Linked DNA regions of Homo sapiens: region 2 is linked to region 1. A link is an interaction called in ENCODE POLR2A ChIA-PET data of the cell type or tissue named here. Cell type or tissue: PC-9. All regions are shown on one strand. Links, peaks and the distances in the headings refer to the core of each region. The heading gives the core; the rest is flanking DNA. Region 1 has its middle 36 kb from the start of GCM1. Region 2 has its middle 13 kb from the start of LINC01564.

Region 1 (10,102 bases), core at 750-8,749:
TTGCCTCTAAGAGCCAAGAGAAAATTCTGAATATTGGGAAACCCTAAGTCAGTCCACAGAGCCTGAGTTAAAGTGCAGGAGGAGATGGGAAGCACAACAGAGTATAAGGTAAAATTAAAGCAAATGCCCAACCTTGTCTTTGGAAACATTCGATTAAGAAGCAGTAGCTTGGGCCGGGCGCGATGGCTCACACCTATAATCCCAGCACTTTAGGCCGAGGCTGGTGGATCACCTGAGGTCAAGAGTTAGAAACCAGCCTGGCCAACATGGTGAAATCCCGTCTCTACTAAAAAATAAAAAAATTAGCTGGGTGTGGTGGCGCATACCTGTAATCCCAGCAACTTGGGAGGCTGACGCAGGAGAATCGCTTGAACCTGGGAGGCAGAGGTTGCAGTGAGCCAAGATCATGTCATTGCACTCCAACCTGGGCAACAAGAGCGAAACTCCATCTCAAAAAAACAAACAAACAAACAGAAAAACACTAGCTTGGAAACAGCCAAAATGGTCGAGAGCAAGAAAGCCTTAAATGTCCCACAAAGTAATGCTCCTTCCAAAAATCTAATGGCCTTCCTGTAATTGCTGAATGACGTCTCAATACATCTGTTTTGAGAGCTCTAATCTTGAGCAGAATTGAGTAAGAAAAAGTACAGCCTGTTTCTTTCTTAATGATAGAGTAGAAAAGATGACCTTTATAGAGGTCATGGAGATTATAAATAGCAAATTCCTATTCCTAGCCCTGCGTGCCCCCTGCCCCAACTCAACAAGAAATAGCAGCATTTGAAGCAGACCTTCTGAGTTAGGAAAAATAATCCTGAAGAACTTGAAGAGTCAGGAGAAAAGTAAAGATCAAGAGCCTTAACTTTAAGAAAGAACAAGTTTTGGAACAGGCTCTTCTTCTCCTACCAAGACTGTCATTAAGCAGGTTTCTCTTGACGTGAGAACAGCTGCTCATGTGGCCACTTTGTTGCTTGTACCCTGAGGGCCAGCTGCATGAAGGGGCATGGTACAGCTCTCCCCCTAATCTTTTTAAGTTTTTTTTTTTTTTTGTAAATCTTTTTAATTTTGGTACCATTCCTACTGAAGTCTTTCTGAGACAGCCAATATTCTTTTGTCTTTTCTTCCTACATTTTCCAATGGCACAGCAGACTGGGAAGCACCTGTGAGTTTTTCACATTTTTTGGCAAACATTAATATATCAATTCTGGCAAATGCAGAGAGGCATTAAAAGAAATTTGGAATTGCCCATAAACTTACCATCAGAGATAACCACTGTTTACTTTCACTAGCTTAGTATATATCATTGACTAATGGGTGCCCCGGTCATCCTTCTCCATACGTGCTGTGGGACATTGGTATGTTAGGAAGGGGTTCTTAGTGTCTCCTTGCCACTTTCTCACCAGGAGCAGTACTGGCAGGGTTTAGGATGGGGGAGGCAGAGGAAGGGGACAAAAACGGTGATCACTACAATGCTGAGAAGTGGGGGAATGGAAAGTATTTGTGAGCATGGTGTAAATTTAATGCATTATGCTTATAGATGTGGCAACACTAATGGTTGAATGGGGGAATAATTTGGTGACAGTCTTCTCTGATGCATTCTGGCAGGTGGAGAAGTATTTCACTGTTTGAGAAACATTGTTTTTCACGGTTTAAGAAACATCTTTCAAAGCCTAATTTCTTTACTCCTCAGGTGTCAAGACCTTTGTTTACACCAGATCAATTGTGCAAAGTTCCCTGCAACCTAGAAATGAAGCAATTATTTCAAATCTATTTATGGGACACAGAGGACACACAGTGAGATTTTGCTGATAGTGCCTTTAAATCTGAACCTTGGGTCCCACCCCTCTGCCAGGCCACGTTTGTCTAGGTAGGCAGTGACTGCCCAATTTACCTGGATTGGTAGGGGTGATGGGGGAATACAGAGGAAGAAAGACTCATTAGATGCTGTTCTAAGATTAGCTCTAGTTCCTGATCATTGGAACAGTCTTTGGAATTCTCTGCTCAGTCCTGGGAAGATGTTGTCAAGGGGATAATTGTCAGAATGGTGCAAACACTGCAGGAGAAACAGTAGATACACTCACCAAAAAGATAAGGAGGTGTTTTCTGGAAAGATGGCCCCTTTGCAATTAGTGACTATTCAAAATTAAAACTACCTCCTTTCAGTTACCCAAGTAACTGCCATTCATAAATGCCTGAGTTGTGGTTGCATTTACCCGTGTGCAGAGAAACTGACCACAAGACTTTCAGGACTCAGAGGACTGAATTGAGGGGTGGCTGCCTCTCAATGAGGAGTCAGAGGAGCAGGGTGTCTTCCTCAGGACTCACCAGGAACAATAGGACCCATGTGATGAGATTGGGCCCACCTGGACAATCCGGGCTAGCCTTCCCATCTGAAGGTCCTCAATGTAATCACATCTATAAAGTCTCTTCTGCCACGTAAGGTTTTGTCACAGGTTCTAGTGGTTAGGATGTGGACATCTTTGAGGGACCATCATTCTGCCTACCATAGCCATGACTTCCTGGGTATAGCAACACTGCTCAAACTCTATGCCTCCACTTCTAGGGATCTGGACACAGGTCATGAGCTCAGAGTTTTTAGAAGATGGTGTCACTAGGGTAGGTATTAATATTAACCTCAGCACAATACCAGCAGTTTGGCACCCATGATTATCCCAGCAAGCTTCAGACATCTAGTCTTCCTTCAGGCATCTGTAGACATTTGCATTTTGGCACTTCCATCAGCTCCCAAACCCTTTCCTCTGGCTGGCTCAGAAATACCTAGCGCCATGCTTGACCCTCTGGTAGGGAGGTCTAAAGAAAGGTCCACCCCCATTTTATCCCTTCCCCTCACTTTCCACCACAGATAACAACCCAGATGGATGCAGCTGGTGTGTCTTCCTGTTGACAAACACCATGGGGAGTGAGTTGTGCCAATTCTCTTGCCACATCCACGTTATGTCTCCCCTGACTCCTCTGTAACTCCCTCCCTCCAATTCTCTCCTCATGACAAAAAACCTGGGACTGCAGACTGGCTTATGAAAAATGTGGATAACAATGTGCAAACAGATGGGTGTGGTGGTTTATGCCTGTAATCCCAGCACTCTGGGAGGCCAAGGTGGGCAGATCACTGGAGCCTAGGAGTTTGAAACCAGCCTGGGCAACATAGCGAAACACTGTCTGTACAAAAAATACAAAAATTAGCTGGCCACAGTGATGCCCACCTATAGTCCCAGCTACTCAGGAGGCCAAGGTGAGAAGATTGCTTCAGCCCAGGAGGTTGAAGTGGCAGTGAGTGGTGATCACACCATTACACTCCAGCCCGAGTGACAGAGCAAGACTCTGTCTCAAAAATAAAATAAATAATGTGCAAACACTCACACAGCATTTTCTATGTGCTAAGTGCATTATTCACATTAACTCATTGAATCATTGCAGCATCCCTGTAAAGTGGGTGTTATCACCTTTTCTTAAAAGTGAGGAAACTAAGGCACAGAGATATTTAGTAACTTACCCAATGAGTGGTTATGATGGGATTCACATCTAGGTAGGCTGGCTCCAGAGCCTACACTCTGTCCCCAATGCTAGCGTGCCTCTAGACAAATATAGATCCAATGATAATATTCAGACCATCACTGGGAGGTGAAGTGCTTTCTCCTACCTTCCTAGATGTATTTGCAGTTTTAAAAAGCACAGAGAGTGATGCTATGTGTCACACGAGTACACCCTGCCCAAGGGAGATGGATTCAGACTGGGAGCCCATGGGTAAAGGTTTGTTCTGGTTCTGCCATTTTGCTGGCTGAATGATTGTAGACAAATAATAGATCATCTCTGAGTCTCAATTTCTTTATCTGCAGAACGAGGATGACAGTCACAATACCAAGCTCACAAGGTTCTGGTGGGGAATGACATTCCTGATCTCATTGGATAAAAGTGTTAAAGTATTATTCACTACCTAGAGCTAAGGTCATTTGTTTTCTTTTTGTTGAGACAGAGTCTCACTCTGTCACCTAGTCTGGAGTGCAGTGGTGTGATCACATCTCACTGCAGCCTTGACCTAGCTAAGGTAGTATTCTTATTAGAGCATGGGATTCAAGCTTGTTGAGCATGAATCTGAGACAGAGAGCTTGTTGGCCCTCCAAGCACAGCACTGGGCAGCCTCTGTTCCTTCTGCATATAAGGCCACCTCTTTATTTTCATTCACTGCCACTGACTGGGTCAGGACCTCACCACCTCTAGCTTGAACCTATAAAACAGTTTCCTATCAGATATTCTTCCTGTACTCTCGCCCCTTCCCAATCAAAACGCTGGCATCAGGTTAGTCTGAGGCACAACCTTCCTCTGTTATCCACAAGTTGTGACCTTCTAAACTTTCTACAGCCTGCTGTCTCTGGCAAGGGTGATGAACTCAAACACCTGTGAAGGTCCAGAGGACACCACAAGTGAGTGAGGTGGACCAGGTGTGCAGGCAGTGGCAAGCCAGACCCTGTGTCTCTTGCCTGAAAGGGAAGCGGCTACTCAGCTTCCGTTCGAAGATTCTCTATAAGGCCTGACCTTCCTATTTTTAAAGAGAAGCTGGAAATCCATGTTGTTTGTGAAATGTTGTATGCTTAACCAAACTCAAGTTTAAAAGGAAAAAAATAAAAACACGATACAGGTCAAACAAAAGCCATCTGCAGGATGAGTGGAATCGGCCAATTTTTGACCCTTGGTATGCAGGTTAAAGCCCAAATAATAAACTTTGCATTCTAGGTCTGTACAGGTTTGACACTAACCTACCTTTCCAGCTCGCCTCCTGCTCCTCCTCCAGGTCTGCTCCTAGCCAAGAATAGTTCTGGTTCCCAGGACACCCAAAGCCCCTCCCTACCCCTGCCCCTTTGCTCTGCTGGCATCTGGAATGCTCTTTCTCTCACCTTCCCCACCCTCCAGCTCCTCCTGGAAGTTCTACTATTCCTCCTGGAGGCTTTCCACAGTTTAACTCCAGCCAATGAATGATTAAATAATTACACACAATCTACTCCCCCTGGGCCTCCAGGGCACTCTCAAAGAGCTCTGTTTCACCTGTGTTTACTTTCTACCACATCCTGGCCAGTGCCACACCTCAGAAGGCTTCAGAGAAAAATTGTGACTAACTGACTTGTGTCACTTCTCTCCTACTAAATCATAAGCAAGTTGTCTGCAGAGCCCCCCACTGCCAGCTCCTTGCCCCAGCTCCTCCCACCACCACCATGACCCAGGACAGCGCCTTATAGGTCCCAGATGACTGTCAAGGCTTCTTGAAAGCTTTGGCTCTAAGGGATTAAACTGGAAGACTGCAGCTGATTAACTCACTAGGTTTAAATTAAGTTCTTGGGCTTGCTGCAAGCAGAGCAAAACTCTCCCGTCTCTCTGCAGCCCCTTCTCAGGCCTCTGCTCTCTTTGTGGGCATGGCCAGTGTCTCTTAGCTGCATCCTGGGTCACTCAAGGTCTCAGGGTAGGAGAGCTGGATGTACAAATCACACCCTCATCCTCCTGGGGGAGTGGATCCAGGTGCTGGTGGAGGGATGCCAGCATCACCTGGAAGCAGAAAGTTATGCCCTGAGGGAGCTGTCCCTTGTTTGACTAATCCAAATTAATACCACTATTATTGTCTTACAGTGTTAGGGCCATGAGAGGCCATATAGCCATTTAGACTGAAGGAGGAAACCGAGACCCAGAGAAGCATGATTTGCCCAAAGACAGGGTAAGGGTGAACTCTAGATAGGATCCAGGACATCTAACTCCAACTCTGGAGACTTTTTTCCACTAAGCCAAAGATTTGCTGCTATCATTTGAAGTGTTCTGATAAAAACACAAGTGAGATATCTCAAGACTACATTTTTCAGACACTCCATCTCACAGCTGTGCAAAAATGGGCTGCCGATTTGTTTTTGTCCTTTCTGCTTCTGTGAATGTGGCATTTGGAGTGTGACATTTGCTGCTCCAGCCACTTCTGATCTCAGTGTAATTTCCTTAGCTTAGGAAGATGCGTGGTATGTGTCTGTGTGCTTGTCCCTACATTTCAAACTCCCTGGAGAACATGTGTCGCAGAAGTAGACAAAATGAGAAAATAATCACTGGTAGTTTGCTGCAATGTCTCTTGGTCTGTTCTCTTTCTCAACCTTCCTAAGTTTGTAGTTGGGACAGACTTCTGCAACAAAGGACAGATTAACAAGAGAACAGTCCAGCTTATCAACACGTACAGGACACATCGCGTGGGAGAAACCTCAGTGAAGAGTTAACTCAAGGCAGTGTTTACGAGTCTGCCATATATAGTATGTCTAATAAAGAACAATAAATTTCAGAGAAGTGACAAGACAAAGGAAAGTAGTCCTGGACTTCCAAAAATGGGAAGCTATGGGAAGGTAAATATATGGGCAAACACTAATGGAGTAAAGTCTGCTCACAGGTCCCTCTGGCACCATCTCTGAGCTGATCAAGGGTTGTCTCCAGTAATGAAGAATGTACATCTTATCTTTAGGTAAGAAAAGAGACAGGGAGGATAAAAAACCTTTTGTCTCTGTAAATCTCTGTCCTGCTTTTAGGCAAGCAAAGGGAAGACACAGAGCTCCCCTGCATCTTAATTATCTTCAGCTCAACAATCCTCTTATTTTGAGGAGGCATATTCTGGTCTCCCACAGTTGCCATATTTCCCTGGGAACATTCAAACGAGGAATAGCTGCCATGAAAGTCAAGAAAAGACATTTTGGGAGCCTCTCCAAACCTATTCTGGGTCAGAGGCTGCCTGGTTTAAGAAAAAAGGGAGAGAGAAAAAAGGAAAAGATAGTTTACACTTACACTACTTTTTCAAAATAAGAGATTATTCTGTTTATTCTCATGCCCATGATGGGAATCTCTGCTGAAGAGTAAGTCAATGGAGGAAGGCATCTATTGAAGCGCTAAGACAAGATCATTACCTTCATTTTACAGATAAGGAAACTGAGGCTCAGGGCAACTCAAACTAAGCACCTACTATGTGCAGGTTGTGTTTTAAGGACTCTATATTTATTTACCCAGTTAAGATTTACAGTAACACTATGAGGCTAGTGCTAGTATCATCACTCCCATTGTACAAGTGATAAACTGTGGTTCAGAAAGAACTAATATTCCCAGGAGCATTTAGTTCATAGCTTGACAAAGCCAGGATTTGGACCCAGGTGGTTGTACTCAAAGCTGATGTTCAAAATCATTCATCTGTTAATTTTTAGTCAAATGAATGGGCCAGGCACTGTGCTAGGTTCTGCAGATACAAAAGTGAGTGAAATAGACACAGTTCCTGCCTTCAAAGTGCCTCCAGCCTAGCAGGAAAGAGACTGTCAATAAATTATATAAAACTGAAAGGGATCAGAGTGTATTGCCTTAGTAAAAGGATTGTTTTGAGCTGAAGGCAACTGGGAAAGAGCAGACTGCAGAAAGGCTCTCTACTTTTCCCTATTTGCTTAAAAGCAGGGCATATATTTTTCTTTGTGAAGGTGTTCCCCTTCCCTCTCTCATACCAGGAAAGGCAGAATAACTCTTAGTCACCAGAGATAACTCTAGACTCTTTTCATCCCAAAGATGACCCCAAAAGGAATCTATAACACAAACCCTACTAAAATAACACTTACCTTCCATTAGCTTCCCCATATATTTACCTTCTCACAACTTCCTGCCTCTAGAAGCTCAACTGCCTTTTCATTTGTCTTGTTAGTTCTCCAGAAATTCATCGCCCTTTGTTAAAATGGTATATACACCTCCAACTCTGACTATGTCTTTGGGATTTTCATTTCATTTCTCTGAGGTACCTTACATGCCCATGAAATAAACTTTTTTCTCCTGTAATTATGGCTTTTGTCAATTTAATTTCCAGGGCCACAGCTGCAGAATTGAAAAGCATAGAGAAAAAAGTTTTTTCCCTCCCCTACAAAATCTCCTGGCACTTAATCCTATGCCCTTTCTAGTTCATGATGTTGATATCACACTCCTGAGTCAGCAGTGAATGACATTTCCGAGATTGTTTGTTCCATCCTCAATCCTCATGTGCTCCTTTTACCCAAACCTGACCTTCTCACCACTCTGTCTGCCTTCCTAAATGGGCTTTATTTTGTGAGGTGAGGCTTGAGATCTCAGTCTTCATGGCCAGCATTTTGTAGGTTTCTTGGCAGCATCTTTCAGAGTCAGTAGCCCAAAGCAAGCTGTGGCCCACATCTCATCAACATTGTGATGATGTGGCCCAGCCAAGGGAAACCAGAAGCCAGAGAGAGAGAGACAGGTTCAAATTGTGTTTTGTTTACAATTTCTTAGTGACACAAACAATGCCAAGCTTTGATGGTTTCTAAGAAATGGCAAGCATTTCTATGAAAGCTATCATTTAAAGTCAGCCGTTGACCTCTGCTCATGCAAAGCATGTTTCCACATCTAGGCCCAGATTTCTTTACCTCAGCCCAGAGTGCCATGTCTCTATCCTAAGCCCTGGCGCCTTCTGCTACTACAGAAGCAATAAAATCCAGCCAGAGATACCACAACTCTAGTAGATTAAACAGGCAGAGGGAGACAGAGTGACAACTGATATGCAAATGTATGTGTTTATTGGAACCTTGGGGATACCACGGAATGTAAAGAATTCTTATTTCCAAGTATTACAGAGGGGGCTTTGCTGGGCCCTAATGGTGGGACCTAGGTAAGTGTCACTGGATGTTGTGAGCACATACCTGGCCACAGTGTCTGAGTCCCTAAGCACTGTGTGACAGGTGTAACCCAGGTGTGCCTCAGGCTTACCTGCTTGAATGTCAGTTACAGTTAGTCACTTGGTAGTTACCCTGAAGTCTACTCCACCTGCTATGTAGCAGTCCATCTTTTTTCGGCTTCTTGAGCCAGGGAGCCCTGCAGTTGGTCAGGAGCTCTACAAGAGTGAAATCAAATCCTTCCATGGCTAGGATAAAGGTGTGTACAAATATGAATGAGGGACTTGAGAAGGGTGGGGGAGGATTGCAGGAAGTGAGGCTATAAGGAGGAAGAGTGGGGATCCTAGGGGGAAAACTCCATGACTGCTAAGGAGTATGGTGGAAAGGCCAGACTCAGCACCGAGACCCAGATCCTCAAAGAAACTCTGAGGGCAGCACACCCCAGACACCACTCTTGCCACAGACTTGGGTCTTCCGGCCCAAGCATCTCTGCAGTGGGACTCCCCTGGGAACAGTTGTGTGTGAAAAGGAGAGGGTCTGCCCCTATTCTAGGAGAGATTGCTGAGTACTGGTGACTAGGAGCAGGTGGTGAGGTAGCCAAGTGCTGATGCTTTACACCCTAATGGTGTCAGAGCAATTGTTGGAGGTATGCACTTCTCCTTTACGCATGAGCAATTCCTCCCCCTTCCAAAGGTTTTGGACATCATTGAGCTTTGAGGGAACGTCAGCTTTGAACACAACTACCTGGGTCCAAATCCTGGCTTTGTCAAACTGTGAACTAAATGCTCCTGGGAATATTAGTTCTTTCTGAGCCACAGTTTATCACTTGTACAATGGGAGTGATGATACTAGCACTAGCCTCATAGTGTTACTGTAAATCTTAACTGGGTTAATGAATATACAGTCCTTAAAACAGAACCTGGCATGTAGTAGATGCTTAGTAAATGTGAACCACTAGCTAGAAAATAAGCAGGGCCAGTGTGATGGAGTGCCCATAAAGCACCCCCCGGTCCTAGCATATCTCAGCATCCTGCTAAGGTAGACTTTCCATCCAAGTCCCTCCAGGCCCAAATTGTTGTCCCACAAGGGCCCCTACTAGGATACAGTCATTAAATCTTTCAAGGGTAACTCGTTCTGACCTTTAGCAGAAAACTGAACAGAGAGGATAGTTTTCACAGAAGTGGAGGGTAGTTCTCACACAACCCTGTGGGGAAGGTTCCGGGGTCCTAAGGAAAGGACACACCTAGATTGGCTCCAAGAGAACACAGATGGGGACTGTGCTTGTGAAAAGAATTTTTTTATTTTTTATTTTTTGAGACGGAGTCTTGCTCTGTCACTCAGGGTGGAGTGCAGTGGCGTGATCTTGGCTCACTGAAACCTCTGCCTCCTGGGCTCAAGAGATTCTACTACCTCAGCCTCCCCAGTAG
Region 2 (10,102 bases), core at 999-8,998, 500 kb after region 1:
TAAGGTTCAGATTTTCTGAAACGGACGCAAGTATTTTACTTGGTGCAATCTTATCCAAATTTGGAAGTGGCCTTGAGAATTTTTTTTAACAGCAATCACAGTGGTGCCCCATAAAATAATGTAAGATAAGCAAAAAAGTAGATTTTGAAAATATTATGGATGAGTTTGCTTCCATTAAATCCAGGAAAGTAAGATTATAATGAATTGTTTTGTTGTAAATAAAATCTTTACACTGAACATAGTATTGTGGGTTTTAATAATAGGTATTTTTAAAATTTTTCAATATTTTTATTATTTTAGTGTTTAAATATCCACAAAATACATAAAAAACATATATAGAGGGGTGCAATTTTTGTTTTCTGTTTTTCTGCTTCGGGCTCCAATATGGCTCAGCGTGGCATCTCAATGGATTACAGTAATAAAAAGGAACGAACTCCTGAAGCATGCCACAGCATTGATAAATCTCAAATGCATTGTGTGAAGTACGAGAAGCCGACTCAAAAGGCAGCACTCTATATGATTCCATTTGACCTTCCAGAGTAGGAATAATGATAGGAATGACCTTCTAGAGTAGGAATAATGATAGGAACAGAATACAGATGTTTGGTTACCAGGGACTGGGGCAGGGGTTGTGGGAGTGGTACAGAAAGGATTGGCTACTTAGAGGAAGGGGAGGATTTTTGAGATAGATAGAACTGTTCGATATCTTGATTGTGATTGTGGTTACACAATTGTATGTTTTTGGAAAACCTCATAGGATTCTACATTAAGAAGAATCAGTATTTCTATTTCTCTGTAGGTACCGTCGTGAGCCTTAGATAATTTTATAGCAGGGTAGCATACACAAATTTTTGTTTGGAGAAGATTGCTTTGGCTATGTAAGAAACACAAATTGAGTCTAGGATAATAGCCCTTGTACAAATTGTTGACTCTCTGAAGTTCTCTTTTGTCCTTGGTTATTTTGGAGTTCTCCAATTTGCTCTACATTTATGGCCTATTATTTAGCTAACATCTTGTTTGTTTGGGGGGCCTAAATGTTCCTTGCAAGTAATAGGCCCAGGATGTTAACTGGTTTCTCCAGAATTGCCTAACTCCACTTGAGGCTGAGAGTTCAAGAGTCTCTTGAAAACACATGTTTTCTCAAGGTTGGGCTTAATCACCTTTTAATAAAATCTTGGCTTGGAGACAACCATGTTCAGGGTGCATGTCAGAGCAAAGGTTTCTAGTCTTTGGAGGTTTTCACCCACACCTCAATTATATTCTTCATTATCCTCTTGGCAAGCTGGCTAGATTTCTAAATCACATGGAGTTCCCCTAAGAGTTTGTATATCCTGAGATGTACACTTGGGAAGTGACTAACTTCCAAAAGTGACACTTCCCAAGTGACTGACAATAGTAAGCTTTTATTATTTTATGTTTCCATAGTCCATTTCACATATACATTATAGCTATCCTTTTATAAAGGATTTTGAAAGTTTAGAGTTGTAAGAAGCTTTAGCATCTTGCTACTCAAAATGTGGTCCACCAGTCAGCATCTGTATCACCTGAAAGCTTGGGAGAGACGCAGAATCTCTGGCCCGACACCAGGCCTACTAAGTCAGAATGCATATTAAAAACTCCCCGCCCCCAACCGATAATCTGCAGGCACATGAAAATTTGAGAAGCACTGATGTAGTTATTGTCTGACTTAATCACTTACCTGGGGCTTGCACAGCAACCCTGCAGAGCTCTCCCACAGCAACCCCGCAGAGTTGAAGTATGGTTAGTTTATTGTATTTTTGTACCTTACAATACTATATTATACAGTATTTGTATAATACAGTGCTTGTACAGTATAACATGAATATTGAAAAGATAATACATGGAACCTTTTGGTTATCATATTTATCATATAAATAAATGTGTTTAGCTGAAATTTGATAAGCACACAAAACATTCCTAGGGAACTGTTAAATATCATTTGCATTGCAAAGCTGAGAAAAGTATCTGCTTAGATATTTTCAGGCAGAGGATCATCTCAGAGTAACAAACAAGAGCAAAGATGTTTTGTGCAGCTGCTTTACCTTCTACCCTTGTGATATCCTGCAGCAAGGATGCCCCTGAGAGGGCAAATACTAATATTAAATCATACTGGTCAGTGATATTTTGGGGATGAATCCTGGGACTAACTCAGCATTCAAATGTACATAGTGTTTAGAATTTAGGAAGAATTTTTGATGTCTTCATGCTGAGTGACTAATTTATAAAAATGGTTTAAATTAGTCAAATTTAAGCAACATACTTATCTGATATTATCCCCGATTCTTAAAGTTTCAGGATTTCTTTTTTCATTTCTGCCTGCATTCATTTAGTTGTTTATATGATTCCCCTAAACTTTCTGCCAAATTGTATATTTACATTGAAGTCATCTTTCTAACCACAGTTCTTCAATTCCCTATTTAAACCATTGGGTTTAGAGGTGTTTGAGAATTCAGAACTTTTCAAAGTTAGAAGATCCTATTTATTATGTAATATCCCAAGTAGGGTCTGGGGCAGTACTCTTTAATCAAACATGAATATTTCTGCAACATATAAACAATTTACACTAAATCATATGAACGAAGACTTCAAATAGCCTCTCCTTGGGTCACATCAGGTTTTTGTCACAAAATCAGTTACATAAACTTTTCTGTTTTCATAGTTTTCTTTATTTTGTTTTTATATTTTGCAATTGTGGATTTAAAAAGATGGACCTGTGTACAATAACAATATGAGAAGAAATTTTAGAAGTTCTTTAGTTTACCTTTTTTCTCAAAGTAGTAGTAAGGACAGCAAAAATTAATGTGAATGGGTATTTATCCAAAACTAAAATTTTTCAGTATTCCATAACTTTCTCAATATTTAACAAATAATACAGTCATAATATCATGTGAGGCTGAGGCTATCCTTATATCTGCTCATGCCAATTCTCATCCCCTTTCTTTCTAAAAAATAAAGGCTAAACTAAAAATATTTGCTTCACCACAGTGTTGTGCAGCTGGAGGGGCCGTATGATTCAGGAGTATGATCCCATGAGATAGAAATAGAGGGTTTCTGTGAAAGCTTTTGGTTTCCTAACACAGGTCTCTCCCCTTCCCAACTCCCGCTTTCTTCTTCTCCCTGTCTTGAATACAGATGTAATACCTGGAGATGCAGCAGCTATCTTGCAACAAAGAAGTAATAAGCATTAAGACAAAAGCCTCACTCTAAGGGTGGTGGAGGTAAAAAAACAGAAACAGCAGCCTGTTGAACCTCCTTGGACTGCCCCAGACTTCTTGTTTCGTGGGGCAAACTTACTGTTTAAGCCACTGTTTTTGAGTTTCTGTTATTTGTAGCTAAACATATTCCTAAATGCTATAGTATGTCACTACCTTTTTTTTCTCATTTATTTAAATTTATTTATTTATAGACAGGGTCTCACTTTGTTGCCCAGGCTAGATTGCAGTGCACAGTCATAGCTCACTGTAGCCTCGACCTGCTGGGCTCAAGGGATCCTCCTGCCTCTGCCTCCCAAGTAGCTGGGACTACAGGAGCATGCCACCACACCCACCCAGCTAATTTTTTAAATTTTCAGTAGTGTTCCAAACTTGTGTGAGAGTGTAACCACCCAATAGTTTCTTCCTGCCCACTGCACAGACAAAATCAATCCACCAAGGCCAAGTCATTGCAATAAAATTTAATTGACACGAGGCCAGCCATGCCACGTGGGAGATGGAGTTATTACTCAAATCAATCTCCCTGAAAATTTGGAGGCTAGAGTTTTTCAAGGGTGGTTTGGGGAGCCAGGGAGTCTGCTTCTGGGTAGGGCCACAGGACTGGCTAGTGGGGTTTGGCAGGCCTGGGTGGAGACGTTGGTTCATTGGTCGTCAGAAATGCAGAAACCTGAAAAGACATCTCAAAAGGCCAATCTTAGGTTCTATAATAGTGATGTTATCGGCGGGAGTAATTAGGGGAGTTGCAATTTTTGAGACCTCCAGACTAATGGCTGGTAATCGTTTAAGTCTACACCTTAGCAGAATTCAGGCTCCTCTCATCCTAATAACCTGGTGGATGGATTAGCTTTCCTTAGCTTTACAAAGTGGTATAATTTTGGGGAAGCACTATTACCATTTAAACTCTAAACTAAATGTCTCCCAAAGTTATCTTGGCATAAGCCCAGGAATAATTAAGGCCAGTTTGGAGGTTAAAGGCTAGATGGGGGTTGGTTAGTTCAGATCTCATTCACTGTAATAATTTCCTGATTGTTATAATTTTTGCAAAAGTGATCTCAAGAGAAGAAAACTATGTATATGCATATGCATTTTTGTGTATATGAGTAAATATTTCTGTAGAGATGAACAAAAAGGTGATACCTAGCCTGGGCAGCAAAGTGAGACTCTGTCCAAATAAAAAAGTTAAAAATTAGCTGGTTGTGGTAGTGTGTACCTGCAGTCCCTGCTACTCAGGAGGCTGAGGCAATAGGATGGCTTGAGCCCAGGAGTGTGAGGCTGCAGTGAGCTATGATTGCACCGCTGCACTCCAGCCTGGGCAACAGGGAGAAACCCCATCTAAAAAAAAAAAAAGAAAGGTAGTATCATTGGTTGCCTTTGGGTAGAGAAAACAGGTGGCTGAGGATCAGAGCCAGGAGTGAGGCATGGCTTTTGTACATTTTAAATGTATTTTTAAAAATTAAATATATGTATCTTACTGTATGATTTAAATTATATACATTTCAAGAACAGACAAAATGAATTACGGTGATTGAGGTCAGAATACTATTAACTCTATGGGGAGATATTTACTGGAAAGTGGCATGAGGCGGTCTTCTCCAGCTAAGAGATCAGAGATATCCTCTATCTTGAATTAGATGGTGGTAACATAGGTACATGTATATGGAAAAAAAACATCAACTCCATACTACTATTTGTGCACTTGATGTACCTCAGTACAGTTTTAGAGCATATACTTTGAATAATAAGAAAGAAAATTAAGATAATTATTAATATTCTGTGGGCTTCTTGTTCACTATCATCTTAGTTCAAATTTCAACAATTTCCCTAATTTAAAGTTTTTTTAAAAGAGTTTTCATGTGAGAATGTGTATGTATACATATGAATGTCAATGCAGAGGAGATTTGTGGCCAATCTGTGGGTTATTTCCTATATAAAATAACCCTTCATTGACCTCACTTCATTGTCCAGTTATCACCCCAGTTTTTTACAGTCACGCTTTTTCAGCACTGCTGTGTGTAGGTGGGTATATGTGCCTAAACTCAGGACTAGTATACACCCAGGTATGAATAGATCAAGTCACATACTTAAGGATTTGATGTTGGAGTTTGCTTCTATAGCAAATGAATTTCTAAATATTAGCTCAGTGCAGCTTTGATGAGTGCACGATGAATCAGCAAAAGCTTAAATAAGGGAGTGTGCACCAATGACAAATTCCCTTTGCAAGGGAACTTTGATCTCTACTGGATGACTACCTGCTTCTGCTGTGCACTCGCTCTCTCCCTCTTTGCTTCTAGCATAACAAATACGTTCCCCTGCATTGAACGTGTTTTCCTAACAACAGTGGCGAGATGTGACAAGGAAACTTGTTTGGAGCAACGTCTGAGTCACAATAGAATTAGTATCAGGTACAAATGACCACAAAGTACAGGTGCTGAGTCACAGTGATTTGGGATTCTCTAGTAAAAAGGACATGTGGAGAACTTAACTTTTATTTCCTCTCTTTTGCTGGTGTAAGTTTGGAGGTATCGTCACACAATCACCTTTCATTCACTAACGCTCACATTTTAGGTGCTTTTCCTTCTTACATAATAAAATAGCAAAGCACATAGGCCTGGGGTCCCTGGGGAAAGCCAAGTCTGCCTGGCTGCCTTGAGAACTCTGGACTGGATTTGACATGGAGGAGTTGGGGATTGTTGCTCAGGGATCAGAACAGTGAAACTCAGGTTAATGAGTAAAGAGTGAGAATATGTGTTTGTATGTTTCTTAATCCCATCTACTAGGTGATTACAAAACTCATTCAAAGTTGAACACAGTAGAGGTATTTCAAGTTGCTTTAGAGAGAGAATTACACACACACAAAAAATCTTTAGGAGCCAGACAACCACTGTGGACACCAATAAGAGAGCTCCAACATTGGTGAGGTATAGACCCGTCAAAGTTGTTGGTAATAACAGCAAGGTCCATCTGGCAAGATTGGTCACCTGTGGTGGAAGTGGTGGTGACAGCAGGGATGCAACTGCAGCAATCAATGATGATGATCTCACTAGGGTGGGGAGGTGTTAAAGGCATCTTCACAGCAGCACAGTGCCCAGAATGCCAAAGAGCAGCAGGATGGATCCAGCATCCTCTCCTGATAAAAGAGGGCTAGAAGACGGGAGGCTCCGGGAAGTCTACTGGGTGAGTATTAGTCCACTCTCACATTGCTATCAAGAAATACCTGATACTGGGTAATTTATAGAGAAAAAAGGTTTAATTGACTCACGGTTCTGCAAGCTGTCCAGGAAGCATAGCGGCTTCTGACTCTGGGGTGGCCTCAGGAAGCTTCCAATCATGGAAGAAGGCAAAGTAGGGGCAGGTATCTCACATGGCAGTAGCAGGAGGAAGAGAGCGAGGGGGAGGTGCCACACACTCTTTAACTACCAGATCTGACAGATAACTCATTGTTCCAAGGGCAGGACAAAGGGGATGCTGCTAAACCATTCATGAGAAATCTGCCCGCATGATCCAATCACCTCCCACCAGGCTCCACCTCCAACACCGGATATTACAATTCAACACAAAATTTGGACAGGAACACAGATCCAAACTATATCAGGGTGGAGCCCTACATCTAATGTTTCTTGCCCTTGCTCTTGGTAGCTAGTGTCTCATTGGACTCTAGTGTCTGCTTGTTCTATTGGATCAGGAGCTCCTTGAGGGGAGGAGCCATATTAAATTCATCTCTGTACCCCTAGTGTTTAGCAGTGTTTTATTGAGTTAGTAAATAAATCCATCTCTATTCTTTATCAAAACTCTGAGCTGTGATGAAAAAGTCACTGTCTCCACCTGTGCTTTGGATCTGTCAGTAGGGCCTTTGCTTCTACAGTAACATCATCCTACACAGAGTAAACACCTACTGAGTGCTGATTATGCCTGCTGTGGTTACTACAATCTCTTAAGTTTGCCTTTAAGCTTTGTATGTAAAATTTTTAATTGCTTTGCTATTTTAATCTGATCACATTCCCCTGGTTCCTCCCTTTTAACTTTAAGCATATGCAATGTGCCCGTTTGCACAACAGTCTGAAGTTTTATTTCTATGATTCCTCCTTTTCTGCACAAATGTTCATGTTTCTCATACTTCCTATTACTTCTGAACATTTTCCTAATGACAGAAGTCATAGAAGCACTCCTTAAAAGTTGATTTTTTGTTTGTTTGTTTGTTTGTTTGTTTTGAGACATTCTGCCACCCAGGTTGGAGTGCAGTGGCATGATCATGGCTCACTGCAGCCTCGACCTCCTGGGCTCAGGTGATCCTCCCACCGAAGCCTCCTGAGTAGCCGGGACTACAGGCACCTGCCACCACACCCAGCTATTTTTTGTATTTTTTGTAGAGATGAGGTTTCACTATGTTGCCAAGGCTGGTCTAGAGCTTCTGGGCTCAAGCAATCTGCCCACCTCAGCCTCCCAAAATGTTAGAATTATAAGCAAGAGCCACTGTACCCAGCCGAGAGCTGATTTTATATTAATATCTACAGCTCTGGTTAGACACAGTCTCAGGGAATTTGTGGCCAGTCTGTAGTGTTGTCTCCTTACTTAAAAAATACTCCTTCCTTGACCTCACTTCAGTGTCTAATTATAATTTCATTTTCTACATCTATCCATGAAAAAAATGTATAGAGTGGGGGGAAATCTACCTTTCCACCTCCATTTCCTCATCATCCACTTCCACCTGAACTTGCTGCCACCTGACTTCAGCTTCACCACCTGTGAACACATCACTTTCTCTAAAGCCTCCCACGCTTTCCTTCTGACCTTGAGCCAGTGGGCTGTTTTCATACTTCTCTTTCATAGTTACTTAGTTGCGTTAACATTGTCAAAAAGTAAAACAAAACTCCCAAGCCTAAAGCCTCCCCTGCTTTGAGACAGTCTCCCCATCCTGACACCTGTGACCCTGAGTTCATCTGCATTATTCCAACCCATCTGGTGAATGAGTTAATGCTGATTTTTGATCATCCAACATGGTGTCAGCCTCCTTCAGCCTTCCAAGGTGAGCCTATGAATTTCCTCCCTTCTAAGTCCACATACGTTTGTTTCCTCCCACTCTGCATCTTTACCCCATTCATGGCACTCTTAACTCCACATAGCCCCTTAGTTTTCTAAACCCATTTAAAACCTTACACCATCAAGGAGAAGCATAGCTTCTTAAACTTTCCCTACTGTAATGGCTTCTCAGGGTTTGTGTGAACAGTGGGGGTTTTTAATTTTTTGGTATAATACTAATTTATCAACACATGTATACTTCTTGGTGAATATGCTTAAGGTTATTTTTTTCATGAGTGTATATTGCTCCCCGAGATCCTTTCTTGCATTTGGGTTTTTTCCAAAATGCTTAATATGGTCCTCCATATGCAGAGGACACTAGCTAAATATTGGTTAAAGTGGGTAACAATTAAAAATGTAATACTCCTGCCAGCTGAGTAAATACTTAACTTGCTTAATATGACCGTGACAATTTGTCCAGACACTGCCATTTCCTGCTTTCAGGGCACTGTTGTCTGTTGCTAACTTATTGCTCCTCTGGGTCTCCTTTTCCTACCTGGTTCAGATGTAGAATGTGGGGCTTACAAAGTTAGAGGAGGACATTTTCTTATGGGTTTTGTTACCTATACCAGTAAGTTAGAAGGAAAAACTCACTAAGGAAAAACCAAACCTAACCATTTTTTACACAGCCAACACAGAGCATTTCACCTCTAGTCTCCAAAATATATAGGGATTTCTCCCCACCAGCAACCAATAAATTCCCTAGCAGATATCAGCTATGTGTACTATAATTTAATTCAATTCTGACACTATCTATCTGGAGATAGCATCAGATCCCACAGAATAAGGGTTCTACCCCACAGGACTGCCCCCACTTCAGAGGCCGATCACGAGTTACAGGTTGTCACCTCTGCTTCTGCTGATCAGCTATAAGTCAAGATTCCCACTACTGTCTCCTTGGGTTCAATTAATTTGCTAGGATGACTTACACAACTCAGAGGAACACCTATTTTTGTTTACTGGTTTATTATAAAGGATACTAAAAAAGATACAGATGAACAGCCAGGAGGAAGAGATGCATAGGCAAGGCATGTGGGAAGGGGCATGGAGCTTCCATGCCCTCTCTGCATGTGCCACCCTCCAGGACTTTCCACACGTTCAGCTATCCAGAAGCTCCTGAACCTGGTCATTTTGAGTTTTTATGAAGGCTTCATCATGTAGGCATGATTGATTAAGTCATGAGCCATTGGTCAGCCCCTGTTTCTTCCCTGGAGGTGAAGGTTGATTGGTGGGACTTTAAGTCCCAACCGTCTAATCATGCCTTGGTCTTTCTGGTGACCAGCCCCCATACGGAAGCTACTTAGGGGTCCCTAGGCATCAGTAATCTCCACAGCATATCAAAGACACTCATCACTTTGGAGATTCCCAAGGGTTTTAGAAGCTGTATGTCAAGAAACAGGAGCAAGCCCAAATACATATTTCATAATATCATAACCATGTGACAACTTATCATAAAGACCAGGTACTCACTTACCAGACTGAATGCCTGTAAGAGTTGATGAAGTTTACTTGAGCGGAGAAGGAACTGATGGAAGCCTCTCGTGCCAGACAGGTTGAAGTTCAGGTTTGCCATACTCTAGTAGTATGATTTTGGCAAAGTTACTTAACTTCTCTGTGCCTCAGTTTCTTGTGCCAATGAAAGGAGATTGAGAAAGTGAATGGGGCAAAATACTAACATTTGATGAATCTGGGTAAAGGGTATACAGGCTTCTATCTACTATTTTTGTAACTTTTCTATAAATTTGAAATTATTTCAAAATAAAAAGTAAAAAAAATACTCTTGTGACTTGGAG

The links. ChIA-PET counts read pairs that join two places held together with the same protein. Peaks named below come from ENCODE experiments on the same cell type or tissue, not always from the same donor. Only the 100,000 strongest peaks of a DNase experiment are listed, where the experiment ranks them.
Region 2: POLR2A ChIA-PET joins it to region 1 with 11 read pairs; 2 of 35 experiments call an interaction of 5 or more read pairs at or near these places.

The regions. Positions count from the first base shown.
Region 1 is chr6:53,107,612-53,117,713 of GRCh38, forward strand. No RefSeq gene overlaps it. Among named protein-coding and RNA genes, the nearest start is that of GCM1, 36 kb to the right of the region's middle. In PC-9, for the core only: no CTCF peak of the experiment used is centred there; DNase peaks (open chromatin) are centred at 4,970 and 5,560; H3K4me3 peaks cover 1,075 bases; H3K27ac peaks cover 3,291 bases.
Region 2 is chr6:53,610,394-53,620,495 of GRCh38, forward strand. No RefSeq gene overlaps it. Among named protein-coding and RNA genes, the nearest start is that of LINC01564, 13 kb to the right of the region's middle. RefSeq lists an enhancer at 5,018-6,217. In PC-9, for the core only: no CTCF peak of the experiment used is centred there; DNase peaks (open chromatin) are centred at 1,188, 5,508, 6,148 and 6,748; H3K4me3 peaks cover 5,608 bases; H3K27ac peaks cover 8,000 bases.